Linked DNA regions of Homo sapiens: region 1 is linked to region 2. The links are chromatin loops, found by intact Hi-C in ENCODE. Cell type or tissue: dorsolateral prefrontal cortex. All regions are shown on one strand. Links, peaks and the distances in the headings refer to the core of each region. The heading gives the core; the rest is flanking DNA.

Region 1 (8,720 bases), core at 332-8,331, 320 kb after region 2:
TTCCAAAACCACATACATTCTAAAATGTCAGAAATGGTCAGTTAGCAAAGTAAGGATTAATTAGATTTTACACTTGTATGTCTTTGTTGACATTTCTGGGAATAAAGAGAGAAGAGTGTGATAATTCCTCTTCTATGTCAGTTCTAGAACCTTCTCTTTGTTCCTTACCCTGGTGCTTGTATGAGTATGTACAAATGTGTGTGTGTGTGTGTTGTGTTTGCAAACATGGACAATGGCGTGTGGGTTTGCTACTCTATTTCTAGTATTTCTGTGCCACCTTATTAATAGGAGAGCTGTGGGATCAGGCCTCTGGATGTAACCCTGTCCTTCCTTAGTGCTTCTGAGTTCAAACTGACTAACTCACAAAATGCGTCTGCATCGGGACTGACTTGTGGCATTCATTTTCTCAAAGGGCAAAAAACCTTTTGTTTCTGGTAGAAATTAAAGATGTGTTTGTGACGGCCCTCACTTCTTTTTCACCAAATGCAGCACCCTTCTTCCCTTTAATCCGATGAGGTGGTTTTATGGGGTGGCACATAACTTGGAGCTCATGGGAGGCCTTAGAACCATTAACCAACTGAGCTAACCAGGTTCCTCCATTAGTTTAATTTCAAATTGAATTCTCCTTCCTCCATGATTGAAAGAGTACATTCAATTCCTGTAACAGTTTTTATATGCCTGACTGACATCCCTTCCTAAAGCATAAGCAGTTTGAGGGCAGGGATGGTGTCTTGTTTATGTCTGTACCCCATGTATCATCTAGTGTTCAATAAGGAATTGTTTTATGGAAATGGATTACATGATTAAATTGGAAATAGAATACAGGTTGATTTATTCCACCCCCAGCTTGCCTTGCTCACTGGATGCTTATTACAGTGACCTGAAGGCACTTCAGAAGACTTAAGTGCTCTCTGAATTATTGAAGGAAGATGGACTTTGGCTCAGTAGAGTGTTTGTGCTTAGTGCCTATTACTGGATTCTGATTCTTTGGAAACAAATTAATCCAGAGGGATATATTGTTTCTTTATGGTTCTGAATATTTGGTTAGCCTGAATGTATTAAGATCTTACACCCCAACCATGACAGATGGGATTAAAATTCCTTCCCTGAAAAGAATATATTCCTTTATGCTTCCACTATAAATTTATATGCAAGTCATGTTTTGTAAAGTCGTGTTCTTCTCTTGCTATTTGGTGCATTCCCTGCAGCATTCTCGAGGTCCCAGCATTTTCCCTTCAGGAGACCTTAGAATTATTGGGGTACGGGGCAGCCAAGTGACCTGCCCAAGCCCACGTGTCTTTTTTTTTTGTTGTTTTTTTGAGACAAGAGTCTTGCTCTGTCACCCAGACTGGAGTGCAGTGGTGTGGTCTCGGCTCACTGCAACCTCCGTCTCCCAGGTTCCAGTGATTCTCCTGCCTCAGCCTCCCGAGTAGCTGGGATTACAGGTGTGCACCACCACGCCAGGCTAATTTTTGTATTTTTAGTAGAGATGGGGCCTCGCCATGTTGCCCAGGCTGGTCTTGAACTCCTGACCTCAAGTGATCCACCCACCTCCGCCTCCCAAAGTGCTGGGATTACAGGCATGAGCCACTGCTCCAGGAAAAAAACTGAGTATCATGTTTTCTTAAACTGCATGTTTAAGATTTCATATTTAAAAATGAATATTGTCTGGCCAATGTGTATTTTAATTTCTTCTCTGATATACTGTAAACTAGGATTGTTTTAGGAATTATAAGGACCTCAGGAAACTTCTGTGTAGTATAAACTGGAAACAATTCATATCCACCACAGAAAATAATTAACAGTGCTGGGTGTTAACAATACTTAGGGGGGAATGAGTGATGGAGGGAATGAGTGATATGGACAATTGGTGAAGCCCTGTTGACTGGGTGATCAGGAGAAGGGAGCTGATGGGGGAGGGATTGGAAGCTGAAGGCTGAGAAGGATTTGGATAGATGAAGGGAGAACATAAGAGGGAGGGCTGACAGGATTCTTGCTGATCCGGCTGGTTAATATTGGCTTGCCGCAATTTTCCTTCTAAGCTAGGTAAACATATATTTCCAGGCATCCTATTTGGACTGTGTATAGAGACCCATTGACATCTGGGTCTGTTCTAAGCTGCTTTCACTTCCCTCCAATCAGAGCTTGTTGGGCTCAATAAGGTGGAGATGGGGGTCATATATTACCAGGGCAAGCAGGTCTGTGCTTCAGAGAGGAAGTAAGGCATCAGCGCTTCCCTCTAGAATTGATCTGTTGCGGAACAAGAGTCCTCGAGCAGCAGAGAAAGCTGCGCCAGGCTCCCTTTCCCTGCTCAGTCGTTCGTTCCTGGACTAGATGGGTGGAACGAGGCATCTCTGGGTTTCACAGAGCACAGAGGGCACGGCTTGTTTCCTAACCGGGTCTCAAAACCTGCCTGCACTTTGGGCTTTTTCTTCACCTTGCCATATGTTGCTTCCTGCCCTTTTGAACCTCCTTCCGGAGCTGATTGCACTTATGTGCTAGGAAAGGAGTATTTGTCTTCAAGGTCTGAATGCATCCTAATCCTTATTGAACTGCAAGGTGTGATGGCACGACTTGGATATGTAAGTGAGAATTGATTCTGGTCACAGGGGATGTCATAAGTTTCCTCAAAAAATAAAAAAGAGGAAAAAAATAGTGAGAAAAAATGGCCTTTCGTTATGGGAAACTGGGAGTTTTTCCTACAGATTTCATTCTTGCCTTATATGGGTTTCCTGGAATTCTTCTAGCAGATTCCAGCAGTGCCCTCCGGATCTGCCCTCTGCCCTCTGAGGGTTAGGATTCATAGTGTGTGACAGTCTTTGCTATTCAGGCCACCTTCTGGGAAGGCCAGTGGCCAGGGGATGGTTTTCATGAGCCCTCAGCAGGGTGCAGAAGCCAGGTGGTTCCCATATCTCATTCCCACTTTTGGTAAACACCTCTCTTATGTTTGCCCTCCTGGGCTTGTTGCTTCTGGTCCCCGGCTCATCACAGCTTCCCAGGGCCCCGGTAGAAACAAGGGTTCACAGTGGGTAACCTCACTGTGCTGCAACTGGAACCTGGCTTGCAGGATTTCAGGACCTTTGGTTGAGTGGTTTTAGAAAAGGCTACTCAGGGGCTGGGCGCGGTGGCTGTGGCTCACAACTGTAATGCCAGCACTTTGAGAGGCCTAGGCGGGGGGATCACCTGAGATCAGGAGTTCGAGACCAGCCTGGCCAATATGGTGAAACCCCCTCTCTACTAAAAATACAAAAATTAGCTGGGCGTGGTGGCAGGCACCCGCAATCCCAGCTACTTGGGAGGCTGAGGCAGGAGAATCACTTGAACCTGGGAGGTGGAGGTTGCAGTGGGGTGAGATTGTGCCACTGCACTCCAGCCTGGGCAACAGGAGCGAGACTGTCTCAAAAAAAAAACAGAAAGAATAAAGAAAAAAAGAAAAGGCTATTCAGGCTGAAGTGCCCTCAGGCCTTGGAAAAGAAATGAAATTTCAAACAAATTATTTTCTACCTAGCCTTTTTCTTTTAACTTCAGAAGGGTTATCTGGATGACTGGTATTTACATACAAAAAATAGTTAAAAGTCTTTTTAAACCACAGACAGTATAGGTTTCACTGGACTCATTTTTCAAGATACGAAATTGTTGAATTGTTTTCCTTTGGTAATTGAAGCCAGAATTCAGTGTTTTCTCTAACTTCTTTTCGGATTCTTTGCTCTCTGGAGAACGTTTTGCCTGCTTTGCAAGGGGGTATGAGTAGTGCGTGTGCCTGAGGGCCTCTCTCTGCCCCCTCCTAACGCCTGGCCACCCTGTTCCGACTGCTGCCCCTGCCGGTCGGGCCCGGACACTGCAGGGAGCCTCACATCCTCGGATGACGGATTCCTTCTGTACATCTCATCACATCCTTTTCTACTGGCTTCAACTTGCATGGCCTCTGTCTTGAAGAAAGAAAGAAAAAAATGAAATGTTTCTTCTGCCTTCCTGTCATTTTACGCATTTTACGCTGATATACTTGTAGGCAAAGGGAATTGAAAGGGCATGCACTTTGGAACGAGACAAGCCTCAGTTCAAATCCGGGCTTTGGGAAACCATGATCCGGGAGTTCTGGGGCAAAGTAAGGCTTTCTGAGCTTTAGCTGTATTATTGGTAAAATGGGAATAGTACCGATCTCCTAGGGTTATAGTGTTAAATGCCTCCCTTCCTTTCTTTACTCTGACTTCTTCCACCACCACCTCATGGTCCCTGCTTCCATTCCTCCCTTCCTTGCAAGCTTCCGGAATTCTTTGTACCCCGGGCAGCAATAGCCCTTTTGGAGCTCCCCGCAATTGGCAAGAGCAAGTCACTGTGTGAGCAAGTCTTGGGCTCTGTTATCTTCAGATGCTCAAGTCAGGAAATAGGGGGCTAGAGGTCATTGTGCTCATTTCCCCAGAGATTATCAATGCCACCCCCACCCCTTTTAGGAGATGGCATGTGCCATGATCGTAGCTCAGTGGGATCCTTAATGCCTAGTGATCTCGGCTTAACAGGACAAAGATTCCAAGCCCATGTCTGTTCTGGGAAGCAAAGCAGGATGTGTGGGCCTGGAGTGAAGTTTGTTCCATTTCTCGCCATAGGCCATGGTATGATTACAGCTGTGCCTAGTGCTGCCTAGTTTTACTTTCATGCCTGATTTGCAATGTGGCAGGGTCCTGAGATGAGAGCTCTGTGTGGGCCAGTAGAGTCAAGAGACTTTGTCCTGGTCACTTGGCTACTTGCAGGGGGTTCTGGAAAGTCAAGTTCTCTGAATCTCAGTTGCCTTTAATATAAAAGGAAAGCTATAGTTTCGGGTCGGATTGATTCACATGGTTTTGGTCGGGAGTGAATGAAATTAATGTAAATTAAAACACATTATGAGTAGCAAAGTGCTATGCAATCTAAAAATAATAACATTTTAATCACTCTTATCATCATATGTGCCAGGCACTGTTCTAAGCTGTCTACAAATAGTAACTCATTTAGTTGAATGCTCACAACCACCTTATGAGAGAGCTACTGTTAATATCACCACTTTACTGATGGGGAAACTGAGGCACAGAGAGGTTAAGTAACTTGTGGAAGGTCACACAACCAGCAAGTGGTACAATCAGGGTTTGAACCAGTCAATGAGGAGTCAGCATTTGTTATTGTTCCTATTCCTATAGCATAGCTGGGAAGGGAATGCAATGCTGGTTTGGAGAACACATCAAGCAGGCCTCCTGTCATCCACTGAGTGAGATGAGATGATGGCCATACATTGCGGCACAGCCAGCTATCCATGGTCTGCAGCAACAGATCAGTCTTGCAGGGACATGGATAGCTCCGCTAGTGAACATTCACATGTTCAACGAATAGCTAGAGTAAATAGTTGGATCTCATTTAGAGGCATGCTCTGGCATTCCTCTTTCACGTCATTTGCTTTCCAGGCCCACTCCAGGATGAGAGTACTGAGGTGCCATAAAAGACCAACAGGCAAGATGTTGGAGGGTTCAGGAGCTGCCAAGGTTGTGTTCATGCTGACCTGTTGGCATAGCGTACAGCAGTGCCAGCTGCTCTGCTAAACCGAGGAGCTGAGATGCTGTGTTGATTTCTACATGTTCCAGGCAAATACTTCCTGAGGATTGTCAGGATTTACATAATGGATTGGCCCTGGGACCACTGAGCCAGCATCTATCTTTGACAGGTGTACTGAGAGATGACCTTTAAACCTAGGGATGTTCTCCAGATGCAGTTCCAGCTGGGCCAGTAAGATCTGCATGTTTATGGTGCTGTTTTTTCTTTTCTTCCCAGGCAGCCGGGATTGCTTACCACCTGCAGCGTGCTTTCGGAGGCGGCGGCTGGCACGGAGGCCGGGCTACATGAGAAGCTCGACAGGGCCTGGGATCGGGTTCCTTTCCCCAGCAGTGGGCACACTGTTCCGGTTCCCAGGAGGGGTGTCTGGCGAGGAGTCCCACCACTCGGAGTCCAGGGCCAGACAGTGTGGCCTTGACTCGAGAGGCCTCTTGGTCCGGAGCCCTGTTTCCAAGAGTGCAGCAGCCCCTACTGTGACCTCTGTGAGAGGAACCTCGGCGCACTTTGGGATTCAGCTCAGAGGTGGCACCAGATTGCCTGACAGGCTTAGCTGGCCGTGTGGCCCTGGGAGTGCTGGGTGGCAGCAAGAGTTTGCAGCCATGGATAGTTCTGAGACCCTGGACGCCAGCTGGGAGGCAGCCTGCAGCGATGGAGCAAGGCGTGTCCGGGCAGCAGGCTCTCTGCCATCAGCAGAGTTGAGTAGCAACAGCTGCAGCCCTGGCTGTGGCCCTGAGGTCCCCCCAACCCCTCCTGGCTCTCACAGTGCCTTTACCTCAAGCTTTAGCTTTATTCGGCTCTCGCTTGGCTCTGCCGGGGAACGTGGAGAAGCAGAAGGCTGCCCACCATCCAGAGAGGCTGAGTCCCATTGCCAGAGCCCCCAGGAGATGGGAGCCAAAGCTGCCAGCTTGGACGGGCCTCACGAGGACCCGCGATGTCTCTCTCGGCCCTTCAGTCTCTTGGCTACACGGGTCTCTGCAGACTTGGCCCAGGCCGCAAGGAACAGCTCCAGGCCAGAGCGTGACATGCATTCTTTACCAGACATGGACCCTGGCTCCTCCAGTTCTCTGGATCCCTCACTGGCTGGCTGTGGTGGTGATGGGAGCAGCGGCTCAGGGGATGCCCACTCTTGGGACACCCTGCTCAGGAAATGGGAGCCAGTGCTGCGGGACTGCCTGCTGAGAAACCGGAGGCAGATGGAGGTCAGTGTCTCTTCCACCTCTGTGGCCCGAGATTGTCGTGAGCTCAGATTAGCACTGGGCAGACGGCAGGAAACGAGGGGTTCTGGGCTCAACTGACTTCCTCCTGGAAGCTGCAGCAGCTCCTTTTGGAGCCGGCTGCACAGGATGTTGCTGCACTTCTGTCTCTTTGAATTGGACACAGATCTACTCTCCTTTTTGTCTTCTCTGTCACTTAGGTGCTCAGATTTGCTCTCCATTGGGCCGCAGGCTCCTCTGCAGGCCCCGGCTTAGGTGAGACGTGGTTCATGCAGCCCAGCTCTGCTTTGAGACAGGAAACTGGGGGCAGGGGAGATTGAGCTGGGTGATGTTTGGAAGGACTTGAGAGATACAAAAATGGGGATGCCCTCTATCAGGGCGATCCTGCTCTTCATCCGCTTCACTCATTCCCTTCCATCCTGCTGCAGTGGCTGCTGCCTTCCACAGGGTCGGGAGACTTCGCTTCTGGTCATTGAACCTCTTTGGCTCTCAGTTTCCGTATTTAGAGATAACACCAACTCATAGGATTGTTCTAAGGCTCAAATGAGAATGTAGCTGCTTTGGAAATAAGTACAAACTGGAGACATCTAAGGCCCAGCCTTATGATGATGCTGTCCATCCAGTTATCTGAGAGGTGGGTATAGCCGGAAGTAGGTAGGGTTCCTCTACCCACAAAAGTTCCCAGAGAAGCCCAGGTAGAGATGCTCTGTGGCTCATCTGTTGCCAGACTGTATTTTAATCCTGGTGTGTGTGTGCATATGTGTTTGTGTGTGTATGTGTGTGCATGTAGGTGTGCCTGTGTGTGCGTGTGTGTGTGTGCATGTTTGTGCTGTGTGTTCATGTGTGTGTGTGCATGCATGTGCGAGTGTATTTGTGTGTGTGCACTCATGTGTTTCTGCGTGTGGTGTGTGGATATGTTCATGTGGGTAGGGAAGTGGAGCACCCACTCATCAGGCATTTGGGAGGAGTAATCTGCAGAAGTTCATGCTCATTCCCCGAAAGAGCATCTCCCATCTGTTCTTTATCTATAGTCTGATGTTTCTAGCCCTGTCCCTGTTTGCCCTGTTTCAGCCCTCAGGGACCTCAGCCCAGCCCTCTGATTTATTATGCAGAGAGGGAGTGAGGTCAGAGCACAGATGCAGGCTTGTATTCTGGGTGATGTGTGGAGTCTTCCAGTTAGTCATTGCCTAAACCAGTGCCCCTTGTCTTTCCCCGAAACCCGTTCTGAAGGGCCTCCAATATTGGTTGATTTGAATGCATAGAATCTATCCAGTTTCTTAGGCCAGAAACCACAACCATCTTCCACACCTCCCTCTCCCTTGTTCCACATCTGGCTGGCCTCCAAGCCCTCTCAGTCCTACTGCTAATCTGTCTCTCATCACCATGGCCGCTGCCCTGGCTCAGATCCTTGTTATCTTTCACCTGGGTTTTGCAAGAGGGTCTACCTTCCTGCGGTGTTTCTCTTCTCCAGTTAATTAAACTAAATGTGATCATATGTGCAAAGTGCTTCAGACAGGGCCTGGCATCTAGCAAGTACCCAGAAATTAACCATTGTCATCATTAGAGAAATAGCTCCAATTTAGAGAGTTTGAGTCAAAAGCAAATGAAGCTCTCCCTTCTGTCCATAGCTCAAATTAAATTCCTATCTTATCTCAAATGGTAGAATCTGGACACACTTTTTCTTTAGTGTAAGTATTGTTGTCTATGGCAGTCCCACAGCTGGGCAGGGAAAAACATGACACTCTCTTCAATTACACTCATGTACTGCATAATGACATTTTGGCCAATGACGGATCACATATATGATGTGACAGTGGTCCTGTGAGATTATCGTACTGTGTTTTTGTTGTACCCTTTCTATGTTCAGATATGTTTAGATACAACAATACCTTACCATTGTGTGACACTTGTCTGCAGTATTCAGTACAG
Region 2 (8,720 bases), core at 522-8,521:
TATTAGGAAAAAAACATAACAGCAAATTTGGAAGTACAATCAATTTAAGGAGAAGCAAAAGGAAAAGACTTAGAAATGGGACATTATTGTCTACATCTAGAGGATACATACACCTGAAAGCTTAAGAAAGCCCTTATCTTAGGAACTTGAAGCTGAGGATAATCTCAAGTTCACTTAGTGCCAGTCACTTTAGTTTTTTAAAAAATTTAACTTAAACCCCAGCCTAGGCAACATGGCAAAACCCCGTCTCTACTAAACATACAAAAATTAGTCAGGCATGGTGGTGTGTGCCTGCAGTCCCAGCTAGTTGGGAGGCTGAGGTGGGAGGATTGCTTGAACCTGGGAGGCGGAGGTTGCAGTGAGCCAAGAATGCACCACTCCCCTCCAGCCTGGGTAACAGAGCAAGACTGTCTCAAAAAAACAAAACAAAACAAAAAAATTTAAACTCTTCTTGTGTCTTTTTCCTTGTAAAACATTAACTAAAAGTTATTGGTAGTAAATGGTGACTGTTTTACAATTAGGTTTCGTTATTGACAATGTCAAAAAAAAAGCAGCAATCTTTAACAGTTCAAATTAGTGTAAGGAAGGACTACAAAACAATCTGATTTTTCAGTTGTAATTAAAGTGCTCCTTTTCTTATTTTAAGTAAAATAAAATTAATCATCAGTCACTGGCAACAATCATTATTAAGAGGTCTTTTAGGGCAAAATTTAATAGTATGAACAGGTTTACAAAAATAGATTGATGTTATTTTGAGGAATAATACTGTAATTTTTTCTCAATTCAGTTTAGATAAATTGTACCTAATATAGAAAAATTATCCCAAATTCAAACTTGATATAAAAAAGGGAGAGATGAAATGAACTCAGCTAGATAACAGATCTGGCAAAATATAAGAATGAAAAAAATTCTACACAGGGCACTTATTTCATATCCAGATGTAAAAACCATTTTCAATTAGTAGCTTATCTTCCTCCTGTAAGCAATCACAGATTTGAAGTTGATCATGCAGTACAAAGTCACAGCAGTCAAAATCTTCTGTTTGATGCAACACAAAAAGTTGTTTCTGTTTCCTTATTAAAATGCGAACTGGTTGTCTATTTTTCTTTATCCCATTTATTCGTATTCACAAGTTAACAAATAGTTAACAATATTGTAGGTGAAGTGGGGTATTGCTGGATCAAAGGCTCTAGAAGACGTCTTTACCGACCGAATCTGAAGGTTTATTGAGTTCAACCCTCACACCTTTTTCACCTGCAAGGTAAAAAAAAAAAAAATTTTCATTCATTCACTAAGCACCAGAGAGCTTCTGCTACTGCATTCCACTGAATTCCTAAGAGTATGGACAATATTTCAACTTTGCAAACATCATCTGAGAACTATCACGCTTGTACTTCCAAAAACTTCCCTCAGCATTCTATTGTGATGAGGTTTCAAATAGTAAACCTTCAAGGATAAAACCATCCTCTACACAGAGATAATGATTTTGTCTTTTTATTTTAAAAGCCATTTGAGTTTCTTCAACAGAGTGTTCAGTGTCTCTGAAAGCACACTGAGCTTGTGCCACAAATAATGGCTTTAAAAATACATAGAAAATGCATGAATATTCCATTTTTATGTAAGGTCGACGTGCGATTAGCAATGGCTCTGGAAAACACAGCTAATCAGTAATGTGAATACTCAGTGGATTTTTGGAGATAGAAAGTAGAGTTAAAGAAAAGAAGGTAAGTGGTCCATCAGATGGGAAACAGACCCCCTGCTCTTGGAGAGGCAGTCCATAAGTGGAAGAGAAGGGGAACTGGCATAATTAAAGGATCTTCAGGTTCAGTACAAGAGTGCTGACCTATGTACACCATTAGCAGATATGGAATCTACATGTCTGTGTCATTTACTGATTTTGGCATTTGAATTCATAATTCTTTGTATTAATTTTCTTCATGTCTACATTTAACATGGAAGACCTAGAGTACTGTTTAGAGCACATCCATTTGAAAAGGAAAGGGTATTAATTTAAGGAGTGAATGAGAGGAAACCATATGGCCGTTACCTAGAGTTAAGTGGCCTTTGACTGAAAAGGATAATCACAGAAAACTCAGTTTGTATGTGAATAATTTACTCAGACTTCTTTGCCTCAAATTTTCCACATCCTTTGACAATTTTTTTGGTTAAAGATAACAGTGAAGATGACTTATGTCTTCTTAAAAAATGAGGCAAATAAGAAATCTGATAAAAAACAAAAAGTAAGTATTCATGGTGTTAACAAAGACTATGCTTGAGTTTCCTGAAAGCATCACCTGATTGCAGGGTATTTCTGTACCAATATATCCTGGCCCCAAATGACGTTTACCTGTTAGATATTTTACTTTAGCTCGTGCTCTCTCATCTGCATCAAAATACCAAACAGTTATTGCGTACCTAAAAGAAAATTTAGAATAGGATAAGAATGATCACACTGCGGGGAAAAAGTGGTATTTTGCTGCAATGGTATATTAAAACTTGTAATGCCAAAATTATGCCTAAACTGGAATGATATCAAAGGATAAATTTAACAGCTTATTTATACAGTAACCAGGGGAGACTAAAATTGATGTCTGAAGTTGATGAGTTTTTGTGACTTTCTTAATACTTATTTCAACTACTTATTTTTTGCAAGGGAACTGCAGATCAGAAAGAGACAATAGGCCGGGCACAGTGGCTCACGCCTGTAATCCCAGCACTTCGGGAGGCCGAAGTGGGTGGATCATGAAGTCAGGACTTCGAGACCAACCTGGCCAATAGGGTGAAACCCCATCTCTACTAAAAAAAAGAAAAAAAAAATTAGCCGTGCATGGTGGCACATGCCTGTAGCCCTAGCTACTCAGGAGGCTGAGAGGCAGGAGAATCGCTTGAACCCGGGGAGGCGGAGGTTGCAGTGAGCCGAGATCATGCCACTGCACTCCAGCCTAGGTGACAGAGTGAGCCTCCCTCTAAAAAAAAAGAGAGACAATAAAAGGGTAAAAGAATGGCTGTTACAGAAAAAGCACATTATCAATAGCACAAGTACTAAAAGAACAGAAAAGAAACAGATAAAAGGACTCAGGGCATTGCAGGCTAACAGTTTCAACAGTCTCTGGGGACATCACTACATTATAGCAAAGAGTAATGATGGATGTTTACAATTATAACCTTGACAGTTAAATTATGCTAAGAATTTTTAAGGATTTTAATCAAAGCAATTATACTGTGTTTTGTGTTTAAACTTTGTCTAAACTTCATTTTTCTGAAAATCTGACTTAGAATATTTCATTCCACCAATAAGTGAGGCATCTCTAGTTTATTAAATACTACAAAAGACATACTTTCTGATACAAATAATGGGGAAAATGTATAAACGCTATAGGAAGTGAAAGTACGCTACAAATCACCAGTTCCTGGGCAGAATATAGCAATTAGTTCAAATATATTGTGGATTGTGGCCAGTGGACACAGGGGAAAAGGCAACATTTATCAGACATACAGCCAGTAATATGACAGAATGAAAAATCACATAATGTATTTTGAAGTAAAGAGTCTGGGAGTTTGGACAACTGGGAGCCTGACGTTTACAGACCCCACCACTGGTGAATCACAGAGCTGAGGTCTAAGGAGGTCTCCTGACTTCCAGACCAGACTCTGCTCTTTCCAGAGTTCCACTACCTTTCTTACCATGTGGCTTCTTCTACTTTTGGGTGGCCTTGGAAATAGGAAAGGGCTCAGATACATAATTTTATGTATCTTTTGCCCATGCCCTAAACTTTTAGTCACTTAGCAATCAGAATTCTAATATCTGGATCAACAACTTACCTTATGTCATTCTAACTTTCCAGCCTTATCACCCATTCTAGATAAGATCAGAATAGGATTCTACTTCAAGAATCCTTTTCGTCGCATGATTTTCCATGCCTTAACTTGAACAACTACGCCTTTTCCCCCAGAACTTTACTAACACGACTGCACCCCTTGCCTCTCCTCACCTAGGCCAGCTGAGCCTCTCCCTTCAAAGCGCACTTGCCCGTCTCTCCAATGTAGCACCACCTTCGTTCCTCAACTCCTGTAGCACTTAGCCTCCATGCCATCTGGCATTTATTTACTATAAACTCCCAAGTATCTGTTATTTATTCATCTAAAAAGGACGTAACCAAACCAAACTCAGGATTTCATAAAAAGGAAGGTCTATGAGGCAGTTACTGTGTCAGAAAATCTTTACAGAAGCAGCAGGGGGCAGAGACAGCACTGGGATGCCACTGGGAAGAGACATGGGATTGAAAAGGGCACATCATGTGATGTGACAGTCTTTCTTTGGTTTCCATTCAGGATTTCTTACAATCTCCAGCTACAACCTGCTTAGCTTGCTACTCAGTACGTGAATTAGGATGCAGGCAACACACCTCAGAAGGCAGGAAGAAAAAAGGCACAGCTGATAATCAAGTCGTTAGAGTCAACCATCATTACTAAAGCCAACTCTCCACCCAGCGCATCTAAGCCTGTGCCTCTTCTTGCCACCCTAGCATCTCCTAAGCCAGATACAGCAAATGAATGCCGGAAGCTCACTATCAGAATGTTCCAAGACCTTTCCATAATAAAAAATAAGTATTTTTTTTTAATGTGCTATTTTTCTACAAATATTTACTTTCATGATAATGTCTACAATATCTTGTTTTCACAGCCAGAGCATTTTAATTGAGTCAGGATAAATGGTTTTTAAAAAAGCATTTGAAATAAAGCACTAAATATAATAGGTTGCAAATACCTTGTAGAAAAAGTATAATGAAACAGATGCTCATTATTTGTAAAGCTAATAGGATCATTTTTCTAACATTAACTCCCACACATGGTAACCTGTTCTCTACTTTTCTTTCTTCTGTTTTTCTCTTCACTTCTACTCTCTGGTTACCTCTGATTTTTCTACTCTGTATCCATTTTCCTATGTTGTCCCTCACCACCTTTTAAAAAACCCTTTTCCTTCTTGATCTTTCTCTCTCCCAAGTAAAATACTCTTACAAAAATCAAAGCATGGATAGTAGTTAAGAGATGCACAAAGCACGGAGAGAGTGCTAGAAAGATGGGAAGGCCTGTGCTTCCCTTTCTTCAGAGTGGCTGTGCAAAGAAAGACACATTTAGTACTAACTGTTAATGAGTCTTATATAATTATTTGAATTCAGATGACTGTGCAACATAAATCTTATACAATTATTCAAATTAAAATGACTGTGAAAAGTACCTGGCAGGAAAATACTCATTAGAAAGCTTTCACGTTTACTCTACAGATTCCCTCCTGTCCTACCATACTCTAAACCAATTTTTTCTGAAAAGGAATACTACCTTGTAGCATATGCTGGTTGTACTTCATGAGGGTTGCGACGGTCAGACCAGAAAAACAGCAGTCTATCAAATTTGGGTTCAATGTCAGCAAACTGGGCTTTGCCTTCTGGAAAAATTCGAAGTATACCTCCACTTACCTAGGAAAAGAGCCAAATATGTAAGCAGGAGTAACCAAAAATGCTACAAGATTAAATTTAGGGGGAAAAAAAGAGACAATTTCAATGTCTTAATTGGATTATTCACAAATACGTCTCAATAAAGTATGAAGATGAGCTGCAATTTTAAAAGTATATGCACTGATGCAAGGACAAATTTAGTTCTTATTTTAGGGATATTTATTTATTTATTGAGATGGAGTCTCGCTGTCACCCAGGCTGGAGTGCAGTGGCACAATCTCAGCTCACTGCAACCTCCGCCTCCTAGGTTCAAGCAATTCTCCTGTCTCAGCATCGCGAGTAGCTGGGATTACAGGCATGCGCCACCATGTCCAGCTAATTTTTGCATTTTTAGTAGAGATGGGTTTTCACCATGTTGGCCAGGCTGGACTCGAACTCCTGACCTCAGGTGATCTGCCCACCTCGGCCTCCCAAAGTGCTGGTATTACAGGTGTGAGCCACTGTCCCCAGCCATTTTAGGGATTTTTATAAATATCTGATGAAACACAAGAATGTTATCTGAATTTAAAAGTCTTAAAATGATGCTTGAAAGCTTTTAAAACTACTAAACGTTTATTTTTGTATGTTAATGATTTGCTTAACCCACCCTTCAAATAGATAGATTTCAAGAAATTTTGACAAAATTATTATTAGAAATAAATTATGTCAAATAGTTTACCATACTTTAAAATTCAATAAACAATAGGATAGTCACAAATACCTCTTACTTAAATAATTCAGTATATCAGTAGAAAGTGTCATCATTTATTATGACCATCATTATTGTCGTCGTCACCATCACCATCAGCATATAGTTCATTAGAACCTGTGGCTCTCCCTTTCCAGACTGGGCCTGATGCACAGATGACTACCTGCTTGTGAAACTTGATTCTACCCATAAAGGATTATTATTTACCTAAACACCAACTAGGCATCAAATCGCACTGGGAACTGTGGTGGGCTCTGGGTGCAGAGTAGGGAATAATGCAGACAGACTTTGTCCTTGCGGGGTTTACGATCTGGGGATAGGCAAAACCCAACCAACCAAGTAGCTCCTTACTCTTGAATAACTACACTCCTAAGCAGGTAGACTCTTAAAATTTAAAGAAACTCTAACACCTGGTCAGGACAACATGGCGTTTGAGCCTAAACCTAGAATCTATAGTTAAAGAAAAGGTTTATCAGGCTCACTGTCAGGTAAGTTAAATTCTAGCTACTTTGATACCCTTGCCAACCTTCCTCAGGTTCCAGTGTTGTTCAGAGTGATTCCCCAGGCTACTATGCAAACATCTAAAGAACCTCCAAACTGAGAACATGTCTTCTTTCCTTTTTTCCTGCTCCCTTCCCTTTGACTCAAGTCATTGGGAGTACCACAGGTGACCTGCTGAAAATGTTTTAAGTGAAATGGCTACTTGACACTTCCACTCTTCCTCCTCTGAATTAGGTGGCCCTCCTGTGTGCTCCATAGCAATCTGTCTTGACACTTTGCATAACTATCTGTAACTGTCAATCTTTCTGATCTGTATCCTCCAATAGATCCTAAGCTCTGCCAGGGCTAATTCCGTTTCTGCTACATCCCTAGCATCCAGAACAACTGACACACTACATATTCAGTGCAATCTAGCATGGAAAATTTCTATTCTACACACAAAAACACTAGGGACGTTTCTCTGCCTATGTCCTAATTTAAAACCTACACATTAATGACCCTGACTAAGTATTATAGAAATTATAAGATCAGCCTAGAAAAAGCCTAACAAAATCTAGAAGTTAGAAGCTGATGAAACACAGTTCTAGCTTTCTAGCTATTCACAAAATCTGAAAAAAAGTCAATTTTTAAATTTTAACTAAAGTTACACCCATCTGTTTTGTGCCTTGGGCTCAAATTCAATTACAAAATTTATTTCTCTACTTCAAACTTTGAAAGCTGTAACAGAAAAACCATGCTTGTTGACATGCCTCAATATATACTCAGCAGAAAGGTCAGCTCCATTTTGAACCTGGACTAGGGCAGAGAAAACTCTTTAAATCAGTGTGTTTTAGAAAGATTAGTGAAGCACTGTGAGCATATTCTAAACTTAAAACACTTTTTAGGGCAGGATTAGGTTTTTGCACATTTAAGACTCAGGCAGTTTCCATTTGTGTGTTTTGGGGGATGCAGAGAAAGAGGTTTTTTAAAGGTTATTTGACTTAAAAACAACAAAAAAAGGCACCCTGGCTACACAGGTATGTTCACTTTGTGAAAATCCACTGAACTATACAAGCCACTTTTCTATTTGAATGTTATACTTAAGATTTTAAAAAATCAACCAAAAAATTAGTCTGTACAGTCTCTAGTGTAGTAATATATGACATATTTTTTAAAAATCATTTAAATTTAATGAGACTCAGGCTAATATTAAGGAAATATATATTTAAAACAAGAGAGATTAAATATATTGTACATTCTAATTGGTTTTACAGGGCTTGTCAGTACTGATAAACTTCCAGTTTTTTAATAATCAGGGAAAGACTGAATCCTGCCTCCAATATTCAATTAAACAACTCAATGCCATATAATATTTTTACAAAAATGCCAAGAATAACATAGCAAATAATCCTTAACAATTATCCATAGATAATCTCCCCCAAAAGCCATTATAAAACAACTGTTCTCAGAAATGTTTTTCTAAAAACTATTAAAAGGAAAATATTTTAATAAAGGTCACCTTTCTAAAAAAGTTAGATTTTAGATAAGTGCTCTAACATCTGAAAATAAATGAATCCACTTTTTAAGATATATCAGTACTTTTTTATATGGTTTTGAGGTATAACTGATATACAAAAATGCATATCTTTAACATTTACAATTTGATGAGTTTGGATATATACGCACACCCTCATGACACACCACAACCAAGGTAATAAACATATCCATCACCTCTCAAAGTTCCGTTTCCCTTCCCCTAACCTCGTGTGTGCGTGTGTGTGTGTGTGTGTGTGTGTGTATGTGTGTGTGTTTAGAACACTGAACATGGAGTCTACCCTCTTAAATTTTTAAGTGCACAACACTACGTTGTTAACTACAGGTATCATGTTGTATAACATAGAGTAGTATTTGTTTCATTTTACAAAAATCCACTCCTAATACCTGAGACTGAAACAAATTTAAGAGGAAAATTTTTAACTGTGTCTGTGACAGTCTTATCAGAAGTATGAAACTTAATGCTTTTGAGAAAAAGACAC

Evidence for each region. A loop is a pair of places that touch in the nucleus more often than their neighbours do. Peaks named below come from ENCODE experiments on the same cell type or tissue, not always from the same donor. Only the 100,000 strongest peaks of a DNase experiment are listed, where the experiment ranks them.
Region 1: a loop joins it to region 2, with 3 times the contacts of the local background. A loop is called at or near these places in 3 of 110 quality-filtered maps.

Annotation. Positions count from the first base shown.
Region 1 is chr1:231,688,030-231,696,749 of GRCh38, forward strand. DISC1 (DISC1 scaffold protein) reads left to right here. Exons shown (of 13, transcript NM_018662.3): 2 at 5,797-6,776. It overlaps TSNAX-DISC1 (TSNAX-DISC1 readthrough (NMD candidate)), which reads left to right. Exons shown (of 16, transcript NR_028393.1): 6 at 5,797-6,776. Among named protein-coding and RNA genes, the nearest start is that of DISC1, 66 kb to the left of the region's middle. RefSeq lists a silencer at 6,445-6,627. In dorsolateral prefrontal cortex, for the core only: a CTCF peak has its summit at 3,827; DNase peaks (open chromatin) are centred at 3,812, 5,852, 6,242, 8,152 and 2 weaker places; H3K4me3 peaks cover 964 bases; H3K27ac peaks cover 5,041 bases.
Region 2 is chr1:231,365,222-231,373,941 of GRCh38, forward strand. It overlaps EGLN1 (egl-9 family hypoxia inducible factor 1), which reads right to left. Exons shown (of 5, transcript NM_022051.3): 3 at 5,341-5,477; 4 at 2,348-2,415; 5 at 1-1,254. The coding sequence ends at 1,190. LOC107985360 (a long non-coding RNA gene) reads left to right here. Exons shown (of 2, transcript XR_001738520.3): 2 at 4,333-4,622. Among named protein-coding and RNA genes, the nearest start is that of SPRTN, 31 kb to the left of the region's middle. In dorsolateral prefrontal cortex, for the core only: a CTCF peak has its summit at 4,248 (motif pointing right); a DNase peak (open chromatin) is centred at 4,248.